Regions from separate parts of the Mus musculus genome. Here region 1 is linked to region 2. Evidence: chromatin loops called from intact Hi-C (ENCODE). Cell type or tissue: left cerebral cortex. All regions are shown on one strand. Each heading gives the region's core, and the rest is flanking DNA. Links, peaks and the distances in the headings are about the cores only.

What was found. Peaks named below come from ENCODE experiments on the same cell type or tissue, not always from the same donor. Only the 100,000 strongest peaks of a DNase experiment are listed, where the experiment ranks them.
Region 1: it touches region 2 in a loop (2.6-fold over the local background); 3 of 42 quality-filtered maps call a loop at or near these places.

What each region holds. Positions count from the first base shown.
Region 1 is chr5:128,428,350-128,438,152 of GRCm38, reverse strand. It overlaps Tmem132d (transmembrane protein 132D), which reads left to right and starts at 5,076. Exons shown (of 9, transcript NM_172885.2): 1 at 5,076-5,867. The coding sequence starts at 5,789. In left cerebral cortex, for the core only: no CTCF peak of the experiment used is centred there; DNase peaks (open chromatin) are centred at 3,928, 4,485, 5,011 and 5,686; H3K4me3 peaks cover 2,923 bases; H3K27ac peaks cover 1,541 bases.
Region 2 is chr5:128,360,200-128,370,002 of GRCm38, reverse strand. All of the region lies in intron 1 of Tmem132d (transmembrane protein 132D), which reads left to right. Among named protein-coding and RNA genes, the nearest start is that of Tmem132d, 68 kb to the left of the region's middle. In left cerebral cortex, for the core only: no CTCF peak of the experiment used is centred there; DNase peaks (open chromatin) are centred at 2,772, 4,243, 4,549, 4,945 and 1 more place; H3K4me3 peaks cover 59 bases; H3K27ac peaks cover 1,799 bases.

The DNA of each region.
Region 1 (9,803 bases), core at 1,272-9,271, 67 kb before region 2:
CACAGACCGCAGGATGGGCCAGAGTCCCGAGCAGTACAACAGTAGCCAGCGTGGGACCCTTGTGGAAACACATCCCTTGTCTGCAGAGAGCTGGTCAGTCTTATGTCAGAGACTAAAAATTCAGAGAGAGCAAGTGAGAATTTGAGGATAAAAAGAATTAGGGCTCCTCTGCTAGTTCCAGGAAAACCTGCAGTCATGGCATTCTGACAGGATGTCATGACAGGAACCCTCTAATTTTCTTTTTGTCAGGGCAGGTCATACAATACACCGTCATGGCACACTAACTCTAAGTCTTCCCAACTGAACACGATTCCATTTCATCTCTTGCCATACAGGGAGCCCCCACGTGGCTGCTGCCATATGGAATCACATTGGCTTCATCTCATATTGATCAGCATGAATGCCAACCAAACACAGACTTTGGTATAAAATAAGAATCTGGGGGAAAGGTTGTCTCCCTGCATTGAGCTGGAAACTTCAGGAAGAATAGCAAGGTTGGAGGGTCACCCTGAGGTGTCCTGGGCTCCACTTGAAAACCACATATAATCTCCCACCGGCACATGTCACCTCATGAAGGCTATGGCGTTATTTGGCTTTCTAGCACATAGGAATAGCCAGTTTCAGGGGCACATAGATAGTTTCTGTCAGAGTCTTAGGGACAACTGGAAAGCTCGGGTGGATTTTGGACAGCAGACTTGCGGTGCTAACCACCTGAGAGAATCCTTACCCGCTCAAGCCTTCAGTGGCGGAAGCGGGGTTTATCCAAGTGGTCCTCACAGCAGTTCAGGGAGATCGTTTGGGGTCTGACTTTCTGCTCTGTTCTGGAAGTCAGCAATGTAATGATCACTTAAAGGGCCACGTGAGAAATTTCTGACACCCTGGAGCCCTGGGCGGACTGAGTCGGGGACAGACAGAAGGGAGAGCCAATCTGAGAAGGAGAGTTGATCTGAGCCTGCAGTCACTGGGAAGAATAGAGGATTGTGGGGACACCACATTTCCTGCCAAATTTCCTGGTAGAAGAAGGCAAAGGCTTCGCTTCGCTCATCTCCATCATGCTGAGCTGCAGACTCTAGGGGGCGCCACCGGCCTACAACAGCCTTCTTGAACAAGTTCCATGGCAGGGCAGGTGCAGCGTGCAGAGCTACAGGTGGCCATTGGCTGCTTCAACTTAGTGGAGATCTCTGGCACCTGCGCTCAAATCCAGTCAGCCAGCTGCAAAGTCCAGTCACCTGAATGCTGGGGAAGACTGAGTGACAGATGGACGGAACTCCCCACCCCCCACATAGTACCCTCTCTGGAGCGCAGTGTGTCTCATGGCTGCTGTCTCTGCTCACCAAAGCGGTCATGAGCCGATTTGTCCCTGACTGATTTCATAATCATATCGTGAAATATGGGGAGTTATATTAAAAAAGGAAGTTCACGGGCAGGTGACTGCCAGTTCCAGGGCTCTTTGGTGCCAGTTTGCGGTTTAGAATCTCCCATGCTTCCGAAACTGACAGAACTTAATTTCAAGAGAGACACGGCTGAAGGGAAGAGGTGCCCGGGAAAGCACGAATATTAATAATGTCAAAATTGTGAGCGAATTCCAGCTAGGCTCTGCGCTTTGCATGGAAAGGCACGTCCTCTGCGTTTTACTTCATTTCTTCACCTTACTTCCCCTTGTGCTGTGGACCGAACCCTCAGCAAGCACAATGTTTACCATTGAGCTATGCCATTTTGAAATAAGCACACTGGAGTTGCCCAAAGGATGCTTCATAGTGGTCCTCGCCTGAGTTTCTCCTTGCATCATCCCGGAAGGATGGAGGGAGTGGGATTCAGCCTTACGATAGTGTGATCTCTAGTATCTGTGATGTCTTCACGCACAAAATGGGCACAAGTGCATGCAACTGCGGACATTCATTGGGCGGCTTGCGAATCCAGCCTCCTTGCTGTCTTTACCAGATCTCGGGCACAACTGTTCTTTCTTTAAACTGGCTGGAGGATGGTATCTTTCTGTAAAATGGCAAGCCCGCCTAGTGTTGAGATCACACGCTCAGCATGAACAGTTAATGCTATTTAATCATCGGTAGAAGTTTGGCTTCCAATTGATTTATAGCTTTGCAGATGAAACACATATTCTTGGAGGAAAGCACACTTCTGACCATCGAGAATGACAGGGCTAGTGGATCCAATAGGAAGGGGTTGCCTCTGGCACCAGGCTGCAGCTGAAGTCCTGGCAGGCAGCCATGAATAGTCGAAGGCCTTCCCAAGGACTGGCTCCCCCACCCTCAGCTCTGCTAATTGCCTGTGGAAGAGTGGGCACACACATTCCAGCAGCCCCATGAAGAGAGTTGGAGGGGGAGTCATTCTTACCTCTTATTTTAACCACTCGTTGGGTCTGCACAGTTTGAACAGAGAAAATGTTTGCCAGGTAACTACGTATGATGAAGAAATCCTAGGCAGCAGCTCGACTCTTTGATCTTAAGGACATAGAGAAGCCTTGTGCGGTGATATACCTTAAAAGAGTTGCCTGCTGTTTACGATTCAGGGGGACGATGATTTAGGAAAAAAAAAAAGTAAAGTCATTTTTAAAATAAAAAATAGAAGCCATTCACTTCTAGGAGATGAACTTAAGGATTGTCCTAAAAATAGGCTTGAGCTGGCCAGTGGTGGAGGCATCCTTTTAAGCCCAGTACTCAACTTAGTACTTGGAGGCAGAGGCAGAGGCAGGTGGATCTCTGAGTTCCAGGACAACCTGGTCTATAAAGCAAGTTCCAGGACAGCCAAGGCTGCAAAAATCATATATATATATATATATATATATATATATGTGTGTGTGTGTGTGTGTGTGTGTGTGTGTGTGTGTGTATGTATATGTGTGTGACACACACATACACACACACACACACACACACACACTCACTTGGGGATCTAGAGAGATGGCTCAGTGTTTAAGAATCCCGGCTGCTCTTGCAGTGAACTCGGAGTTTGATTCCTAGCACTCACATGGTGGCTCCCAACTGTCTGTAACTCCAGTTCCAGGGGATTGGCCTCTCCTGGTCTCTGCTGTTACTGTACACACACAAGGTATTTACATACATGTTGGCAAAGCACTCACATACACAACATAAATATAAATAAACCTTTAAAAATATACGTGAATCCACACAATTGGATCAGCCACAAAGAAATAAGGGGGAAGCTTGGTGAGATGTGAAGGGTCATTCAGAGAAATGCCTGCCAGAGATGAAACCTCTGTTTCTCCCATCCGTCGGGGAAAAGAGTAAGGCAGCCTGGAGTCCCACCTGCCTCGATACATCAGTTCAGGGATGGGCACAGCAGTCATTTCAACCAGGTTCTTTGTATTGCTAACTCTGTAAAGTTTTTAGAAAACAGAAAATGTGTGTGTGTGTGTGAGTGCATGTGCGCGCGCATGTGTGTGCCCGTGCTCATGCACACACAGAAAGAGATCGAGAGATATAGAGACAGAGACAGACAGAACACCAGAAAGACAAAATTTAAGAAAGGCACACAGGACAAATCTGGAGCTGGTACCCCAAAGATGAGGATACCCAGAAAGACAGAGGCCTTTGGGCTGTTTTTGGCAGAACAACCCTGACTCCTCTGATCTTCCCTTGGAAGTCAGGGAGCTGAAAATGCTTAAAGCTGGGGATGGTTTTGTAGCTCCCTGGTGTGGATTGCCTCCTTAGCCAGATTCTGTGAGTCCTGTCATGTTCTAACTTAAAAGTCACCATGAAGACCCACCTCTGGGGGTTCCCACAAAGGTTTAACTGAAGAGGAAGGTTCATCCTGAATGTGGGTGCTACCATGGATGGACAGAGGCCCCAGACTAAATACAGAGAGAGCAAGTTGAGCACCAGCCTGGCGCCCTCGCCCCCAGTTTCTGACTGCAGATGCCATGTGACCAGCTGCCTCATGCTCTTTGCTGCCAAGCTGTGATAAAAACAAAGATCAAAAGCAACTTGAGGAGAAGTGGGTTGGTTTCATCCTCTAGTTTAAATCCATCATGGAGGGAAGTTAGAGTCGGAATCCGGAGACAGGAACAGACACACAGAAGCAGTGGAAGGAAGCGGCCCACTGACTTGCTCTCCATGGCCTTTGTAGCTTTCCTTTCATATAAAACCCAGGACCACCCGCCCAGGGGCGGTACTACTTCCAGTGGCTCCTCCCACAGCAATCATTGATCCAGAAAATGCCCACAGGCTCCCTACAGGGCAATCTGATGGAGGCATTTAGTCAGCGGAGGTTTCTTCTTCCCAAATGACGCTAGCTCATGTCAACCGGACAAAAACTAACCAATTCATGCCTGTGAGCCCAAAACGGACTCTCTTTCCCTTAAGTTGCTTTTGTTAAGTATTTTGTCATGGCACAAAGAAAATTAACTAACCCAGTCCATTTTTATCCGCAGAAGTGAACCCACTCGTTGGAGTGATGCTGGGTTTCCTCTCTGAATCCCCACAACATCTGCTTGTTTCCAAGGCTCTGCGGAGCAGTGAGGAGGGCTCCGGCTCGGGACACTAGCATGGGTATTATGTATCTTGGTGTGAGTTCGCCTTAGATACCCTGGAAGGCATGAGTGGAGAGCTGTACCTATTAGCTTTTCAATGAAATATCTTCCCTAATGCCAATTCCCTAATGCCCAAAGGCCAGCGGGGAGCCAGGATGGAAATCTTTCAGGGACAGGAATTTGAGGGTCATTTTGGCATCCCAGGCTCACAATCTAGAGTTCACCGGAAACACTTCAGCCTATGTTAGGGGTTCCTGAACTGTCCTTGCCTGAAGGCCGCCTATAGTCAGAAGCTTTAAGAAGGCAGGGCAGATGGCCTTTCCACACCTGTTGTGAGCGTGGACATCCACGCTGGTTCTCGTGCGCGCTCCTCGGGGCTTGCGGGGTGTCCATAACCTCCTTTGAACATCTCCCTCCTATTCGAGCACATAGAGAGGGCGACTGCGAGGCTGGGCGCCCCGCAACCAGGAAGGTGGGACCTACTTTGCGGATTGGGGCTCACAGCTGTCACTCCAGAAGGGTGGGGCTTAAAAAGAGAGAGAGAGGGAGAGAGGAAGAGAGAGAAATTAGGAAGCAACAACCCCAGCCCGCCTGGGCACGCTGCTCTGGGTGCGCTCGGATGCAGCCGCCCCGAGCTCGCGCCTACTCGTCCGCGCGCCGCTCGCCCTCCGCCCCGAGCGCTGCTCGTCTCCGGAGCCGGCCGTGCGCCGGGCGCGCGTGGGGAGCCGGGGCGGGCTGGGGTGGAGCCGCAGCGCCCCGCAAACTTTGGGCGGCGGAGCGCGCGCGCCGAAGCCCCGTGGCGCGGGATGGGGGCGGCGAGGCTATGTGCCCCGGGTCCCCACGCGTGCCTGGCTACCAGCCCGGGGACCCCCGCGCCGCCTCTGCCCGCGCCCCGGGCCCCGCAACCTCGCAGCCCCGCAGCCGCCCGCGCGCGCTAGCCCACCGCAGCCTCCCAGCCGGAGTCCTCAGAGCGCTCTCCATGCTTGGGGACGCAACACCGGAGACCCCCCTTGTGGAGTGAAATTCAATTCACGAGCCAGTCCTCAGCGCAGTCGAAAGACTGAGGTGAGCCTCGGCCTGCGCTGCGGGACCCCGGAGCCTGAGCGGCCTGGCTATGGACCTGTGGGGACCCGGCACAGGGCGGCCCTGCTGCTCGGGTCCCTAGCCAGATGCGTCTTGGTCATCCAGCTCAGCTTCTCTTCTCCGGGGATCTGGCGACATCCCTTCTTCAGCCAGAGGACACCACGGAGGAGCAGAGGACCCGCGCTCCAAGTCTCCAGGATGTGCCCATCTGAGATGGGGACTCTGTGGTACCTCTGGTCTCCCGTGCTCATCAGCCTAGCTGCCCTTTTCTCCAAAGGTGAGGACGCTGGGGCTACCTGGGCCCGGGGGACTTAACTTTGCTGAGAGTAGATGTGGATGTGGGTGGCCCAGAGAGGGCCGGTGGGTGTGTGTGTGTGTGTGTGTGTGTGTGTGTGTGTGTGTGTGTGTACACAGCAGGTTTGTGGAGCCAAGGTTCCGGGGCAGACACCTTGGCAGCAGGTGATTTCCCTGGAAGTCTTGGTATGATGCCCTAGGAGAGTGTGCCTAAGCGACAAAGGGAAACGGGGAAGCCTAGTCTGCCCTGGCCCTGGACGCTTCCTAGAATTTGGTGTGGACTTCCCAACTGGCCCTAACCGGTTTAGAAATAATTCTCAACAGCCCTGCTGTGCGAGAATGTCAGCTAGTGTACCACGGGCCGTTAAGAACACAGTTGGCCAGAGACCCTTTCAGCCCAGGGTCTCCTGGGTCGGCCTTCTGCAGCTGCTGTGTGTGTATAGGGGATGGGGGTGGGGGTGGGTGGGGGGATAGGAGAATACTTCCACAGATGCTCTACTGTCTATCTGACCCAAGTCTTCCCAGTGGGGTCCTGACATGGGGCCGTGAGTAGAAGCGGGAAGCCCCGTTTACCTGCTATTACCGTCTCCTTCAAATCCCTGCCTGGTACAAGCAAATTTGAAAGCTTGGGACAGAAATGCCTTGCAGAGCGATCGATATCCACAGGACACGGTAGATGGACTCTACACGTCTTCCTGGCCGAGCAGGAGGTTTCTATTTGTGGGTAGTTTTCTCCCCTACACCCCCTTTCTACAGCAAAAGTCAAGATTCTTTGCGGTCTCCTGTGTGCTGGAAAAAAAAAAAAAAACCCTGTAAACATATTTCTCTGCGAATATTTATCAGGCAACATCTCTCTGAAACTTCCTAGCCAGTTGACAAGCGCAATCTTTTATGATATGTTGATTTTGGTTTCTGGCTTTTCTGGTATCTGGCAATCTAGTTGCATAGAATCTTGTAGAGTTAGGCAGATTGATTGCTGTTTTTTTTTTTTTTTTTTTTTTTTTTTTTTTTTTTTTTTTTTTTTTGCGTGGGAATGGTTGCGGGGGCATGCTAGGTGTTTATGTCACTGTGTTTTCAAGTGCTGTTGAAGGGGGCTCAGGTAAGCTAATGAGGAGTAGCCCCACTTCCGGGAGGGAGCCACAGCTTTGGAGATATAGAATACACTGGAAACCAAAGAGGAGGTTGGTTAAAAAAAAAAAATGCAGACCCTAGGTCGTCAGGGCCACGATGCCACTCCAGCATAGCTGGGAGGCGTGCTGTTGTCCTTGTTGCTTGGTTTGATAAGAATAGACGTCTTTGTTTTTATTCCTTAATAGCAGGGCTTTATTAAGGGCGGCTTTGGACTGACTCTACACTAATAATGGTGTTCCCTCTCACTCCCTCACTGATTCCTTCATTATGAGCAGCTGTGCTGATGGGTGCCACCTTGCCCTGGGTGCTTTTGAACTCGTCCTTAAACAAGGTATGGGGTGGGAGGGGGGAGCATCTCTTTCCCAAATGGCTAGAACCCAGCTTGTCAGTAATGTTAATGTCATGTAAGGTTCTTTGCTCGAACTTTGAAAGAGGACTGGCGGAGCCTGCCTCGGGCAGACTGTTGAAGCCCAGTCGGAATGTGGGGAACCTTCACGCAGCTGTGAGCAAGGTTAAAGGCTGAGCCCGTGTGAGGTAACACAGCTGTGGTTCTCAGCTGGGAAGGATGGGGATTGATGGCTTGGTATCAAGCAGTGTAAAAGGGGACTTCATAGGGGCAGACGAGACACGCACCCAAGGACAGTCTGGTGTTTGTTCCATTCCCCCCCCCCCACTTCCCTCTTAAAGTTGTGTGATGACCTGTAAGTGCTTGCTAGCAACATATCTGTTTTATGTGTGTAGTGAGTGTGTGTATGTGTAGTTTGCACGTTGGCATTCGTGCACATATGTGTGTGGGGTTAGATGGGAATGCGTGTGTGCGTGCACATGGAGGCTGGAAGTTTTCATCACGTGCTTCTTCTTTGATTATTCTCCATTTTACATATTGAGGCAGGAACTCTTGCTGAACCCAGAGCACACTGGTTCTGGCTGGCCCCCTTACCCAACATACCTAGGGGATCCCCTGAGTCCATTTTGATGGGTTTATAGGTGGCTGTCATGCCTGCCTAGCATTTACATGGGTGTTGGGGATTAGAACTCATGTCCTCACCTTAACAAGGCAAATACTTCATCCACAGTGCAATATCCCTACTCATATCTGCAGGTTCTGACTAACTTGAAGTCCAGTATGAGCTATACTGGAGAGTATTTCAACCAAGTAAACACACACTCTTAACTGTTTAATTTGTCTGGGAATGAATGGAAAATGGAGTTGGTATCAAATACTAATATCTACTGTACTGTGTTACTGTTTTTACTCTCGTCCACCAATAGGAGCCCTTAAATGCAATAGAACACATATTTTCATGTGCTAACGGCCTTGGCTAATCAGCCCAGTGACCTTGGACTTTGTAAATGCGTCAGTTTCATGAGTGAATGCTGCAAACCTACCTTCACCTGGCTCTTTCCAGGATATAAGTAGAATGTTCTGTCTTCTGTTTCTGTCTCCTTGGGATCTAGGGGGCCATGATATGAAACACCATTCGCGGTTGCCCTTGGTTTGTGGCCCCAAACTTCTCTGCAGCGTGACCTTACCAGGTCAGGGAGCTTACGCCTTGTGTTCACAGAGTCCTGGCTAGAAACATGGTGTTGCTGTCTGCAGATGCTAGAGTGCATAGCTCTGAGCTTTTTTTTTTTTTATTTTTTGAGTGGTGCAGGTATAAGGACACTTAGCTGAGAAGGAAATAACAAAAAACACAAAACCAAAAAACCAAAAACCTGTGGGCAGACTGGAGACAGTCAAGAGACCAAGGAGGGTTTAAATCCAACATCTGGAAAACTGCCACCTGTCCCCACCTTCTCTCTCACTAGTCACTCTGCATGCCACATCCCCCTGAGAAGCAGGTGCTGATACCCAGGATGTTGGAGGAAGAACATCTGCAGAGTTGTGGCATTTGTGCCTGGGCCTGGATGGTCATGTGCAATGCCTGTTGCCAGCTGGGTGCACGGGACATCCCGTGTGTGGGGAGTTGCCATCCTAAAGTGATTGCTTCAAGAGCCTCTACTCTGCTCCTGAGGAGGAAGTCTCGGGGCCCATGGGAGCAGCTTCCGCTAAGGCAAGGTCAAGCACCTGCGGCTTGTGGTGGTAGGGAGCGTGACTCAGTTCATAGTGATTGTCCCATCAAAGGGGTCACTTTTAAGGCATGAGAGACAACTAGGAAGTGTGTATTGATGTACAGGGGTAGGGAAGAAGAAAGAAAGTGGGAAACTGGCTTTATTGCTCATGTTCAAATGCTGTAAAAATTAGGCTGTAGGGGACTAAGGTGGCAGGAAGCCTTCCTTTCTTTGGTTTGATGATGTAAATGGAATATGATTTTATTTAAGAAATGCTTACATGTGGTTAGGTGTGGTACATGCCTGTAATCTCCAGAGGCCAAAGCAGGGAGATCTTAAGTTCTAGGCAAGCCTGGGCTACATGATAAGAACATTTTTTTAAAAAACAAAACAAGTTATGTGCCCAAGTTTTTAAGAGTTGGGAGGTCTGTTTATATGAGTTCTACTCTTAAGAAGCCAAGATAAAGGACTGCACTAAATATTAGAAAAAAACACTATTATGAAAACATATATCACTATAATACTTCTAGTTCATCTGTTTATTATGTATTTATTTAACTGATTATTATCCATCCATCCATCTGTTCATCCAATCAGGTCAATCCATTTATTCATCCATCCATCCATCCATCCATCCATCCAATCCAGTCTTCTATTTGTACACCGGTCTATCTAAACCCTGTTTACCAACCCATCTATTCTCTACCCACTCATCCATCAAACAAATATTGAAGGC
Region 2 (9,803 bases), core at 492-8,491:
TCTCTCTAGCTTTCCTTCTTTCCCACTGGGTTCACAACCAGTGGATGAAGAATCCTGGAGACTGAGACTGAGATAAGCCCTGGGAAGAGTTCAACAGCATTTTAGTGAGGAGACCAGGCTTGACTTCCCCAAGGCACTTAAAAATAGAGACTCAGTATGTACGGAACATATCCCAAGACCTGGCACTTAGTGAGTCTTCAATCAATACATATTCAACATGGCTGGGTCATTCATTACAGTGTTTGTTTGTATAAGGTCCTGGGTTCAGTCCTCAGGGTTCATACTTAAAAAGCTGGGCATGGCAGCAGGCTCTACAAGGTGGGGGACAGCTGGATTCCTGGGGCCCACAGGGTAGCTGGCCCAGCCTACTCTTGAGTTTCAAATGCAAGGTGTGGTACTTGAGGAATGGTACCTAGGGTGGTTGTCACTCACACACACATGCACACACACATACAGAAAACATGAAGGTGCTATGGGGATTTTTCTGCAAGGAATTGTAACTGCGGCCCTTGCATATTTATGAGAAGTGAGCCCACCTCACCAATTTCCTCCATTGCCAGCCCTAACCATTCTTTTGCAAGCCGTAAACAATTTTTTTTCATACAATCCATTTCTATTCTCATGAATGTCAGCTTGCGATTAAGCTGACTCCTGGCTAATTAGCCAAGTGCTATTCTTGGATGAAATTGGATGGCTGCAGTAAGAGCTGACTCATTATTTGAAATATGCTCTCTATTTAGGTTCCCGCTTGTGATTATATTACGGAATTTCTGTCTTCGATAGAGCTATGCTGGGATTCTAGAAGAATAACTCACTCACATGTTAGGATGTCACTTGACTTGGTTTTAGCAAACGCTGTGATCAGAAGCCTCAGGCCAGCAAATAAAAAGCACCCACACGACAGAGATGGTGAATTTTCAGGAGGAATTCAAAGCCAGCCTCTGACCCCTGCCTTAGAAACCAGATTTTTCCAGAGACTTGGAAAGACATACCTACAAACAGTTCTCCTGGTTCCTGATTGTGTCTTCTGTCACCGCCATCTTCCTTCTGTAGGCCTCAGAGTAGAATTAGCTTCCCTTTTTATTTTTGCTTTTCTATACCTGTAGGTCTTATTTGATGCTCATTTTCTGTAACTAATATTGAGTCTTTATCTCATCCAGGGAGATGGTAAATCAAGTAGGACTTTTGATCCAGAAATATCCCTGTAGAGTTGGAGCATGGGTCTGGGGTTGGCTTGCTTAAAAAGAGTCAAATGCATCATCCTGAGTGAGGTAACACAATCACAAAAGAACTCAAATAATATGTACTCACTGATAAGTGGATATTAGCCCAGAAACTTAGTATAGTGAGATATAAGGTACAATTTGCAAAACACATGAAACTGAAGAAGAACGAAGACCAAAGTGTGAACACTTTGCCCCTTCTTAGAATTGGAAACAATCACCCATGGAAGGAGTTACAGAGACAAAGTTTGGAGCTGAGACAAAAGGATGGACCATCAAGAGACTGCCATATCCAGGGATCCATCCCATAATTAGCCTCCAAACGATGACACCATTGCATACACTAGCAAGATTTTGCTGAAAGGACCCAGATATAGCTGTCTCTTGTGAGACTAGGCCGAGGCCTAGCAAACACAGAAGTGGATGCTCACAGTCAACTATTGGATGGATCACAGGGCCCCCAATGGAGGAGCTAGAGAAAGTATCCAAGGAGCTAAAGAGATCTGCAACCCTGTAAGTACAACATTATGAACTAACCAGTACCCCGGAGCTCTTGACTCTAGCTGCATATGTATCAAAAGATGGCCTAGCCGGTCATCACTGGAAAGAGAGGCCCACTGGACAGACAAACTTTATATGCCCCAGTACAGGGGAACGCCAGGGCCAAAAAATGGGAATGGGTTGGTAGGAGAGTGGAGGGGGGGAGGGTGTGGGAGACTTTTGGGATAGCATTGGAAATGTAATTGAGGAAAATATGTAAAAAAAAAAAAAAAAAAGAGTCAAATGACTCAGTTTCCCTATCTGGAATGGAGCTGGTATGTATTCACATTCCAGTATGACCCAGTTGATTACCCATGTTAGATATTTTGATGCATGTCATTCAATACTACAATAGGATACTGGAGTTGGTTTTTTTTTTTTTTTAATTGTGGTCCCGTAAGTACCTGTATTCAAATTCTAAGACAGAGATGGCCTTATAAAAATATATTTTGAAATGTTGAGTTGAGAAGCTTTTGAAACATACGTGGTCTTAGTTATCTGTGGGTGGGTGTTGCTTTAAGTAATCAACAGCACATCCTTCACCTACCTTCTTCACCTGGGCCTTAGTGTCTTTTCTTGTTGCTGTGATAAAATACTCAAACAAATGCAATGGAAGGATGGGTTTATCTTGGCTAACAGTTTGAGGGGTTGTCCATCATGCTGGGGGAGTCAAGGTAGCAGGAACCTGACAGAGATGCCACGTTGTGTCCACAATTAGTAACAGAAAGAAATCAATGCAGAGTGCTGTTCATCTCCTCCACTCACAGACTAGGATCCCAGTAGGGAATGGCACCGCCCACAGTGGGCCAGGCTTCCCACATCAATTAGTGTAATCAAGATAATCCCCCCCCAGACCCATCTCTGAGGTGATTCTAGATTCCCCCAAGTTGAAACCAACCGTCATAACCAGTGTGTGCCATCCACCATCGTGATGGAGGAAGGACAAATCGTGTGCCGCCTGGCTTCCAGCTGCCGACCTAACATCACTCCGAGGATGTCTGGATGTAGATGAGAACTGAGCCTCGCCTGACGCATCCCGAATCAACCCAGCTACTTAATCACAGCTTTTGTCTCCATGTTTCCCAGAGAAAAATAGCTTTAATTTCTAATTGTTAGCAAAGTCCTTGAAGACAATCCGAACAACAGACATCCCAGAAGCAGAAAATAACCGTGTTTGGAATGCCACCAGGCAGAGAAAAAAAGACTCAGGAAACTGGTCAAAACCAATTCAGGGGAAACTTTCTTTCAGTTACTCAGACAGGCAGATAGGTGTACACACACACACACACACACACACACACACACACACACCTACCTTTGAAAAGAGGAACCATTAGAATGTGTTGAACCTGCCTGCCACTAGGGGAATGCAGCTTAGCACCACAGTAAGAGTCTGCCACCCCCCCCCCCCTCACTAAGAAGCCAGTAACAACACATGCTGGTGAGGATGAGAGCAGAAAGAATCCTTATCTATTGCTGTTGGAGGGAGATGCAAATCTGAACAGCCACTATGGAAATCAGCCCATAGTAGGGGCTGGAGAGTTGGCTCAGTGCTTAAGGGCACTGGCTGTTCTTCCAGAGGACCCAGGTTCAGGAATTCTCAGAACTCACATAGTGGCTCAAAACCATCTGGAACTAATTCTAAGGGGCCCAAATGGTCTCTTCTGGCCTCCACAGGCCCCAGGCATGCACAGGGTGTACAGACATACACGCAAGCAAATGTTCCTGCACATAAAATGAAAAATTTAAGAAGTAGGATTTTTAAGAGTTTGCCACGATAAATGTTAAAACCAAAACAAAACAAATGAAAATTGAACCCTGAAATAGACCTACTGTGTGACTCAGGTACAGCACTCCCAGGTGTTTTCTCAAAGGACTGCCAAAAGTCACCACACTGCAGGGACACATGTTTACTGCTACACTTGCTGTTCATAATAGGTGAATTATAGAGCCAACCTAGGTACCCCTCAACAGGGGAATGGGCAAGAAAAACCTGGTCTCTATACTCAGTGAAACTCTGTTTAGCCATAAAGAAGAAGTAAGTTATGGTGTTAGTAGGAGAACATATGCAACTGAAGATGGTTATTATCCAAGCATATTCAGTTGCTCTCAGAAAGATGAACATTTTATATTCTTTCATCGTGGATCCTAGGTTTCATGGAGAGGCATAAAAGCCCATGTGTCTATATGATGTGAAAGTCAGAATGAAACTGTCTAGGGGAGTAGAGAGGCCTCACAGGTTAGGGGAGAAGGAGAAGGAGGAGGAGGAGGAGGAGGAGGAAGAGGAGGAGGAGGAGGAGGAGGATCCAATATGCAATATGTACTTATATGAAAAATGTCCTTATGCCAGGTTGGGGAGATGACTCAGTGGTTAAGAGCAATGGCTGCTCTTGCAGAGGACCCAGGTTCCTTTCCCAGGGCTCAGATGGATGGTTCACAGATGCTTGCAATTCTGGCTCCAGGCCATCTGATTCCCTCTTCTGGCTTCCTTAGGCATCTTCACACATGTGGTCTATGCACACGCATACACACACACACACACACACACACACACACACACATACACACACACACACACACACACACACACACACACACACACACACACACTCACACATGCACCCTTGCAAACACATAAATAAGAAAGAATCTTTGAAAAAAGTCCTTATGTAACGCAGTGTCATGTACAATACATATATACCAGTTTGGAAGAAAATAGTCCCTGGCAGCTATTTTATGTCACTAGCCAGAGTGGGCTGACTTAAAATGTGGGCTCTGTGTCCTTCTGGAAGAGCATTTGGTCCCCTGAGGGTAGGCTTGCTTCTGGAACAGGTGGGAGTCTTATTTAGAGTGTGTGGTGGTTGGGAAGGAGATTTCTCTGCATAGAGGGCAGAACTCCAGGGCCAAGAGTGAACTGTAGGCACTGAATTACCCATGATGCTGTTGTGTCTGGGGCTGTTGCGTATCTGCCCTGTGGAAGCTTCCTGGTTTTGCTCCATGGCTCCTTCAGAGCTCTTCACTTTCTGTGAGTTTCTTTTTCTAATTTGCAACAGGGAGAGCTAAGTTGTTCCCTTCGTGACTGCATATTAACCCTCCGCATGTATGCACTAACCTTTGTTTGGCAGATGGCACCAGGTTAATTACTACACCACAATTAACATCCTTTTGCACATCTGAAATATCTTCACAACAAATCTGCCAGCGCTTCGTGGTGCCTGGAGAAGATTCTAGCCTTGTGGGGCCTCAGACTGCTGGTGGAGAAGGGGGAGGCGGGGTAATGGTGGATGCATTCAGAAAATAGGTTATAAAAAGAATCACTACAAATGGAAGGGAGCCTAAAGATTTGGTGGCAGACAGCCGGTGACAGAGAGGCTCAGGGTGGTCTTGCTTGGAACTGTGGCTGTGAAGATGATGTTTGCATTGCACTGGAGTTGGCATAAGAAGGTGGTATCAGGGGCCACTGGGATCCATCCTCTCTTCATCATAGGCATAGTAGGGGCTTGGGTAAGGGGGACTAATGAGACAGAGTGAGTTGAACTTGGTTAGTAGGGAAGGTGAAGCTGCAGGAACTGCCAGGAGGCTGGGGGGTTTCCACTGTGTACAGTAGGGTGCTTGTGCCAAGCACTTTAGATGGTATCAATCAGAGTGGCAGCATGGAAAGCCAGGGACTGTAAGCTGGGACATGAGATGGGTTTGCCATTCTGTTCTTTCAAGGCCATGCAGGGTCAGAGGTATGAACTGGACAGCAGTGAAAGCTGAGGGTCCGGAGGCTGAGGAAATACTCAGGTATAAAACATTCCCCAAGCACATATGACATCCTGGGCTTGATTCTGAGACCCCATCTAGAGATCTAGGTGTTGAAGCACCCGCTTGTAATCCTTGTGGAGACAGGAGCAATCTCTGGTCTTGCTGGTCTACCAGCCTTGGCTATTTGGTGAAGCTCAGGTCTCAGTCTGAGAGCTCATCTCAAAAATCAAGGTGAATGGCCTCTAAGGAGAGATACCTTAGGTTGAGCTCTGACCTCAGTAGGTAGACACAGAAAAACACACATCCAGACACACAGAAACTCTACCCTCCTCCCCAACACACATACGCAGATAGACACATACACAAACACACACATACAGACACACAGAGACATACACACAAAGGTTGAAGGAGTTTTTCCAGGGAGGACCGAGACAACCTTGGTTGCCTGTTGCAGAGACTAACTGGCCTACAAGACCTCGTGAAAGGATGAGTGGAGAACTGAGGGAAAAGCAGCTGCCAGTGTGGGGAGACTCATCAGAGATGCTCGGTAGAGGCTAGATGACTACAATCATCTAGAAATATGGGGTAACAGTCGTCCTGGAGACTACAGTTCCAGGTCTCTGTTGGACCCAGGTCAGGCCGGGAAGGCTGAAAGATGGATACGGAAGTGGAGATAGCTTACAGAATAATAGGTTTTGGGGAAGCTAGAAGAAAAAGTCTCAACAGTAGTGATAGAGAAAAGGGAAATGAATTCTTTCCATTGTTGATGACGTATGTTTACAAACTCCACGTTTTAGGGGCTGGTCTCTTCAGGTATTCTTCTTGGCTGTGCTTTCTGCATACGTGATTCAAAGCCTAAGTAGGCAGGTTGAACGGGCTTCCTGGATTCATCTGGCTGTTGGGGGCATTCAGTTTCATGGAGATATAGAAGTGGGGTCCTGTTTCCTGAATACCTACTTCTGAAGAAGGCAGCCATATCTCCCATTCCCCAACTCCAGAGGGGCTGGCTGTCTTTCTCCTGTCACGACCTTGGGTCCACACACTAATACAGCGACCCCAACACAATTAGATCAGAAACAGCCTTGATCATCAGCCAAGTCAGCCTTGTTAGTAAAATAACATATTTAGAGATGGTTGGCACACACTCAGCATCCCTGGGCTCTGGGATGATGACAGAATAGTCTTTAGGTCATCATGGAAGACAGGCAGGAGTACATGTATGGAGGATCACCTTTGGAGGTGTCACAATCAGGCTCAGAGCATCCCCAGTCCTCTGGAAGCTGATCACCAAGAGTTCAGTGAATATGGGTACAGGGAGACACAGCCAGCAGGTGTGGACATGAGCTGAGGGGAAGAGAGAAACAGGACCAAGGTGGCATTAAGAAGGGAGCTTACTGACTGCTCAGGGGAGGGGGATGGTGGTGGTGCCTGTGTCTAGCAGCATGCTTTTCCATACAGTTCATTTCCACAGGGACCTAACAGCTCATTTTTTTTCTCCAGCTGAACATAAGCACCTTCCCTAGAAGGGGGAGGGGTAAGTTGTTGAACATTCTCAAGGATGCTGTTTTTGTTTTTGTTTGTTTTTTTCCTGAGAACTATAAATGAAATCTTTATACATCGTGTATCTTAACTGCTATTGCTTTGTAAAGAGACATTATTGGTTTGAGTTTTGAGTTCCCTGCCTCTTGTTAGACACCGTGGTTTTTGTTTTTTTTTAATCTTTGTTAATTCACTTGGATTCTTCATCCATCAACAGTGATATCAACTTGCTTTTTTTCCTCTCTCTCTCTATTTCCTCTATGTTGCTTGGGGCTGAATTTTTCTTTAGGAACATTTTTGACATGCTTTAAAGGGAACTTTCAGACATGACCCTAGATCAAAGATCTATCTAGATCAAAGATCTATCTGTCTGTCTGTCTGTCTGCCTGTCTGTCTGTCTATCTATCTATCTATCTATCTATCTATCTATCTATCTATCTATCTATCTATCTATCTATCTATCTACTCTGTTTGTTAACACAGTGAGTGAAAAATGAGTAAACATTTTGACTTTGTTTGGTCACTCCTAGGGTACTACTTAGTCAGAATCCCACATGATCACATTATTTGGAATTTTCAAAATTTAAGTACTATCTTAACACATTTTATTACATTTTAAAAAAGATTTTTAAAATGGTGGGTATGAGGGTTCGCCTGCATGTATACCTGTGCACCATGTGTGTGTGCAGTGCCTGCACAGAGCAGACGTGCAAGGATACCCTGGAACTGGACATCCATCCCACCCTATGCTGTTATGTCCATTCCAGGAATGGACTCTCTTTCTTCTGCAAGAACAAAGAGTGCTCTTAACTGCTGAGCCGCCTCTTCAGCCACCTAGTGTTTTGTCTCTCTCTCTCTTTTTTTTCTTTAACAAGGAAACTATATTTCAGGTTTCTTAGACTGTCTTAAACTTTTTTTTTAAAATCATATATGGGGTGCACACTTGCAAACCCAGAATTTGCAAGATGAGGAAGGACGATCAGGAATCCAAGGCAGCTTAGCCTGGACTAAGTTCGGCCCTGTCTCAATGAAGAAGCAAGTAAGTAAGTAAGTAAATAAATAAATAAAGACTCATTTTGTTTCCAGATAATGATATGTTCCTGTCCTTTTTTTCTGAGTTTGTATTTCTCTCGTTTATTTCCCCTTTGTCCTTCCCCTGAGACCTGGAAAGCCAGGCTGATGCTGGTGTTGGCTCCACACTGAGTCCTAAGCCTTGCGCTTATCCTCTGACCTGCGCTCCTTCCCCCTCCAGCCTGGGTCAGCGGGAGTTTTGCTTTCTTCCCTTCTGACACCAATGCTTTTCCTTAGACCAGGCCCCGTGATCGTGAGTCGTAATTTTTACAGCTCTATTCTCTACTTTATAATCGCATCTCTCCCGGTGCGTGTTTTTAGAATGCACAGTTTCCTAGAGACGTCCCCCTTTTCTCTAGATTTCCAAATTTATTAGCGTGGACCTGCCCACATGTTGTTCCTTTAAACGCCCGCGCAGCTCTCTGCTCACCCTCCTAGCTCAGGTCTGAGTTTCATCTTTTGTATTTTCTGCTTGTCTGTCCTACATTAGGCTAGCGGGGCGCTTGTTTCTTTTTTATCGCTGGGCTTTCTGAAGGATTCATTTTTAAAAAAACATCTCCCTAGGGACTCCAATTCGCTTTCTAGGTGAGCCCCTTCGAAGCTGAAGGAGCATCGGAGCATCTGGAAAGACTTCACCCTGTTGGTGGGGACTCAGCCCTGCTTCTTGGCTTTTGCATCTCTGGCACCCACCCCCAGGCCCTTGTGGGCCAATCTTCAGTTGGTCTTTCAGCATGCCCACGGGTCTCCTTCGCTGAGTGAGGATGTGCCAGCCAGCTACAGGGGTGGCTTTATTTATAACGTGACCCAAGATGTCCCCGAAGACTGTGAATTTCCAAGCAACTGACTTGAGGGCGTAATGTCCTTCCTATTTTAAAAATAAAATATGGCTGAAGTTTGCGCCAAGCATTTGCTACAATCTTACTTGGTCTTCAGGGATTTAGTGATACTTCCTATGACCATTTCTACCTGTCTTTGAAGATCAGAGCAAATTTTTTATTTGTCTGTTTTTTGTTCTTTTGTTTTGTTTGTGTGTTTTGGGAAGTGGTCTGGAGAAAGCTGTTAACTTTGTCTATTATCAGGGTCTCCACATATCTCTCCCTTTCTCTTTCTCACCCCTCATTTTCTTCCTCCTTGTGTCTTCCCTACTCCCCTCTATTTTCTTCTTCCCTCCCTCCATCTCCTCCTTTCCCTTCCCTCACCTCCTTTCTTGCATCCCTCCATCTTCCCCTCCCTTCCCCTCCCCCACCTCTTTTCTTGCATCCCTCCCCCCCCCCACCCTTCTTTCCTCTCTCCTCCCTTCTTGCTGGCTCATGACCTGTCAGATCTACACCATGTTCAGCAGTTTCTACTTCCCCTGTGTGTCTGGCCTGCCTCCTCTTCCTTCTCTTCCTCCTCTTCCCATCTCCCCTCCACTGCATGCAGAGCCAAGGACACATGGGAGTGTGTCCCCCACCCCTAGTGCCTTCTCTGGGCCCTTCTCCCGCTGTGCCCCTATGGGTCTTCTGCGGTTTTCCGTATCTCCATCTTCAGGACGTCTCTTCTGGGGTCACTGCTGTCCACACAGCCCTTTGTGCTCCTGATATGACTGTTTTCTCTCCTTACCTCCCCTTTCTGGGGTCTCAGAACTTGCCTTTGTTTTGAGACAGTGTTCTGTTCTTTCATATTTTGGTCAGGGCATCT